Linked DNA regions of Mus musculus: region 2 is linked to region 1. Evidence: chromatin loops called from intact Hi-C (ENCODE). Cell type or tissue: gastrocnemius. All regions are shown on one strand.

What was found. A loop is a pair of places that touch in the nucleus more often than their neighbours do. Peaks named below come from ENCODE experiments on the same cell type or tissue, not always from the same donor. Only the 100,000 strongest peaks of a DNase experiment are listed, where the experiment ranks them.
Region 2: it touches region 1 in a loop (10-fold over the local background); 24 of 42 quality-filtered maps call a loop at or near these places.

The regions. Positions count from the first base shown.
Region 1 is chr16:8,868,645-8,871,144 of GRCm38, forward strand. No RefSeq gene overlaps it. Among named protein-coding and RNA genes, the nearest start is that of Gm30310, 12 kb to the right of the region's middle. In gastrocnemius, no CTCF peak of the experiment used is centred here; a DNase peak (open chromatin) is centred at 1,268.
Region 2 is chr16:8,805,357-8,807,856 of GRCm38, forward strand. No RefSeq gene overlaps it. Among named protein-coding and RNA genes, the nearest start is that of 1810013L24Rik, 23 kb to the right of the region's middle. In gastrocnemius, a CTCF peak has its summit at 1,516 (motif pointing right); a DNase peak (open chromatin) is centred at 1,540.

The sequences.
Region 1 (2,500 bases):
TAGGAAGTAGAGGAGTTCAAGGTTGGTGTGTGTTGCTTTCTGTGTGTAAGTGTGCTTATGTCTGTGTACTGTGTGTGCCTGATGTTTGGCGAGGAGAGGAAAGAGCATCAGATCCCTGGAACTGGAGCTACAGACGGTTGTGAGCTGCCATGTGGGTGCTGGGAATTGAACTTGGGTCCTCTGAAAGAACATCTGGTACTCTTAACTGCTGAGCCACCTCTCCAGCCCCAGTATGTACATATTTATAAACACAGAGGAAATAGACAATATTTTTCTAAAACATGGCATGAATGTAAAGTTCCATTCATAATATGAGCTCAGGGAAATGGAGTTATGACAAGGACCAGTTTGGGGCTACAGAAATGGTCTAGTGAGCAAACCATGGGCCTCAGAACTCATGTGAAAGCCCAATGGGTACGGCAGCACCACCCTCCCCCCAACTCCTGTGCACACGTGTGCACACATGCACACACAATGAAAGAATGAGAAATCTACTTTCCTGGTCCACAGACACTGATTCTTGTCCATCAGTGAAAAAGTGGTGTTGCACAGTGAAGCCAGGGTGTGAATGGGGTTTAGAACTAGAAATATAAGCAGACAACTTCTGTTTCTGCTCTATCTTGTTGGGAACTAGAAATTTAAAAGCAGAGCCCCTGGAAATGAGAGGTGTGACAGGTTGCTGTGAATTCGAGGCCAGAGAAGCTCCCTGTATCGTGAGACTGTTTTCAATCGAGCAGTCAACAAATATGCCTGGTGGTGTGGTTCATGCCAGCCTGAGGGTGGCTCTTGCTTCCCTAGTGGTACCCTGTCTCAACAAACCCAAACGAAAACAAGTGGACCTTAGCCTTTGATCCTGTCATCTAATTTCTGCCCTGACATTCCAAAGAAATAATGATGGAAGCTGGTCTTTATGCAGTGGTATCAGGTGTGTATCACCTGATGTAGAAGTGGAAAGAAAGAGCCCAAATACGTTCAACAAAGGTCTAATTAAACACATCAGTTCATTTATGCTATGGAAGAACATCCCATGAGGCATGGAAGTGTTCCAAGTAGTGACAGTGAGCAGGGTTTCAATAAATGCTCCATAGTATCTTACTGATGATTCAAACCCTCTTCCTCTCTTCATGGGGCTCATTAGTAGGTGCTGACTGGTTCCCTGATAGTGCCTTTGGGTCTCTGAACAGCCCCAGGTTCTTTTGTGTCCGCCCACCCCCTTTTCTGGGTTCCCTGTTTATCAGATTGCTCCTGTTTCTGGCTGGACACTGCCATCTAGAGGCCACTGGGCCTCAGAGCCTCTGATCCTTGTACTTCACCAGATCACTGGTCTCCAGCCTCAGGGGATCCCTGCTGTTACAGGCATGACCTCTTGGAGGATCACCTGTTTCCTAGAAGCCTCTGAGTAGGTTAGCACTAGAAAGACCCTTTGTGGTACAGTGTCTGAAGATTTTAGGGCAGGGTGTTGCTTCGACCTCTGTAGAGTTTATGGGTTAGTGAAGGCAGAGGTTGGTGGAACAAAGTCTTGTAGGGGGCTTGGGTCTGCAGAGGGGTACAACCGACGTAGGACTGAATTGAAGTTTGGAGCCTTTTATAGCTGCCCTTGAGAAGTGGAGGCAGGAAGATCAGGAAATCCAGGCAATCCTTGGCTATGTATAGAATTTGAGGCTAGCCCGGTCTCCTTGAGACTGCCTAAAAAAATTAGTGAGCGAAGTTACTTAAATCTAGGGTTAACTTAGAGAATCCTAAGCTAATTCACCTTGATGGTTTACCTTGTGTATTAGTCAGGGTTCTCTAGAGTCCCAGAACTTATGGATAGTCTCAATATAGTAAAGGACTTTATTGGTGACTTACAACTTGCAGTCCAATTCGCAACAATGGTTCAGCAGCAGCTGTGAATGGAAGGATCTAGCAGTTGCTCGGTCCCACACAGCAAGCAGGCGAAAGAGCAGGAGCAAGACTCCCTTCTTCCAATGTCAGTATATGGTCTCCAGTAGAAGGTGTAGGCCAGATTAAAGGTGTGTGCTACCACACCTTTAATCCCAGATGACCTTGAACTCGGAGATCTCCCTGTCTTCTGGAATCCATAGCCACTACGCCTCAAGATCTCCATACCAAGATCCAGATCAGAAACTTCTATCTCCCAGCCTCCAGATGAGGGTCACTGGTGAGCCTTCCAATTCTGGATTGTAGTTCATTCCAAATATAGTTGACAACCAGGAACAGCCACTACACCTTGACTGTCAACTTGATGTATCTCAGAATCACCATATAAGCAGATTTCTGGATATGCATGTGAGGGGTTACCTAGATTAGGTAAATTGAGGTGGGAAGAACCACCCTAAATATGAGTGGTGCCATTCCATCAGTTCTAGTCCCAGATCAACTAAAAAGGAGAATGTGAGCTGAGCACCCGCATCATCTCTCTGTGTCCTGACTGTGGACATGTGACCAGATGCACCACCTCCTGCTGCCATGACTTCCTCTCGATGACAAAACTGTAAAC
Region 2 (2,500 bases), 63 kb before region 1:
ACACAGATGCATACACACACATGTTAAATACAGCTAATCTTAAAAGCTCTTCTTTCTTTTTTACGTTTTGGTGTTAGGTCATAGCACAGCTGGTAGAAATCTTGTCTAGTATGAACAGAGTGGTAGATTCGACCCTCAGATTTGCATGCTGCTGTGTCTGTGTTAGTGAGGTTCACTGCTGCCCCTGCTGTCCCCCCACCCCCCACGGGAGCTGGAGGAATGCTTTTTCAGTGGTTCAAGTAAAGCTGACCCCTGACTTGGCTGCAGAAAGGAGTTTCAGGAGTGGCCAATGTGAAGGAGGGCAGAGTTTATTAAGACACCGCAACAGACTTAACCATGGACAGCACTAGAAAGAGATGTGCTAAGGAGGCAGCAAGGCGCACCTGAGCATGGGGGTGGGTGGCTTCTCAAAGGGGTGTGAGGTGGCTCTGTTCTGCTTTGGTGGCTTCTTGGGGGAGTTGCTGAGAGATCATTTTGGGGGGCAGAGAATGAAATCCCAGGGCAGTTCCTGATAATGCAAGGGAATTCTCCCTTTTGATGTTCTTAGATTCATTACTAAAGGACAGACACACAGTGGGGAGGAGAGACAGGCTTAGGCCTCAGGCATGGCTTACTGCTTTTGAAATATCTCTGTGTGAAAGAATAGTGTTTCTATGTGGGCAACTTTACAGCAAATTTTTAAAAAAGATTTATTATTATTTTTATTTTTTTTTAATTAGGTATTTAGCTCATTTACATTTCCAATGCTATCCCAAAGGTCCCCATACCCACCCCCCGAATCCTCTACCCACCCACTCCCCCTTTTTGGCCCTGGCGTTCCCCTGTACTGGGGCATATAAAGTTTGCAAGTCCAATGGGCCTCTCTTTGCAGTGATGGCCGACTAGGCCATCTTTTGATACATATGCAGCTAGAGTCAAGAGCTCCCGGGTACTGGTTAGTTCATATTGTTGTTCCACCTATAGGGTTGCAGTTCCCTATAGCTCCTTGGCTACTTTCTCTAGCTCCTCCATTGGGGGCCGTGTGACCCATCCAATAGCTGACTGTGATCATCCACTTCTGTGTTTGCTAGGCCCCGGCAAGATTTATTATTTTTAAAAAAGATTTATTTACTTATTTTATGTATATGACTACACTGTAGCTGCCTTCAGAGACACCAGAAAAGGGTACTGGATTCCATTACAGATGGTTGGGAGCCACTGTGTGGTGGCTGGGAATTGAACTCAGGACCTCTGAAAGAGCAGTCAGCGCTCTTAACCACTGAGCTATCTTTCCATCTCCAGCCCCACAGAAAGTGTTAATTATGCTGGAATTTTTTTTTTTTTTCTGAGACAGGTTTTTCTCTGTGTAGCCCTCGTTGTCCTGGAACTCCATCTGTAGACCAGGCTTGTCTTTAACTAAGAGATTCAATTGCTTGCTGGGATTAAAGATGTGCACCACCATTTATTTTTATTTAATGTGAATGAGTGTTTTGCCTGCATTCTATGCTTTGCACTGCATGACTGCAATACTCTCAGCAGCCAGAAGAGGGCAGTGGCTCTCCCAGAACCGTAGTTAAATGGTTAGCTACCCTGTGGGTTCTGTGAATTGAATCCAGGTTCTTTGAAGGAGTCGCAAGTGCTCTTACTTTGGAACCATTTCTCCCTAACCCTCCCTGGGGTTTAGTCTCACTAAATTGCCCCAGTGGCCCGGGGTGATTACTCTTCCAGGTTCACCCTCCTGAGTAGCTGACATTATAAACCTCAGCCCAAGGGCCTGACTCGATATTATTTGACGGAAAGGTGCCTAAGGTCTGTTTCTATCCACAGAACTCTTCTGACACCAAACGTGTACTGGTTTTGCTATGCTAACACATAATTCTCCAGGAAACCAGTATATATAAGCTATATATACTGTATATAATAAATAAACCAGTAAATATAAGTTAAATATGTTTCTTAGTTGTGTAGATCTGTTCTAGAAAATCTGTTTTTAACTCTGAGGAGAGGACTGTGGGAACCTCTAGTTTACTTGTGGTCAGTCTGAAGTGCAGGTGGCTTGGCTTTACAAGTAGAGGTGTGGGATGGAGCCTTCCGTGTAGGAGCTCTGATGCTCTATTTTGGCTTTTCTTTTTCTTTTTCTTTTTTTTTTTTGGGGGGGGGGGAAGACAGGGTTTCTCTGTATAGCCCTGGCTGTTCTGGAACTCACTTTGTAGACCAGGCTGAGCTCGAACTCAGAAATCTGGCTGCCTCTGCTGGGATTAAAGGTGTGTGTCACCACTCCCGGCTTATTTTTGGTTTTTCTTATGGGAAATAAGCAGTGGATAATTGTTGGGTAAAGTCCTGGAAATGTTGAGAAGTTGTGAGTTGGGAACAAAGTTTAGGGGAAGAAATAAAGATATATTATTTAATTGTATGGCAATAGAAAACCCTAGAACAATAGTTATAAGAGGGTAAGTTTAGGAGTCAAGTATAGTCATTGGTAGAACATTTATTGGTGGGATAATGTTAGAAATAATAAACA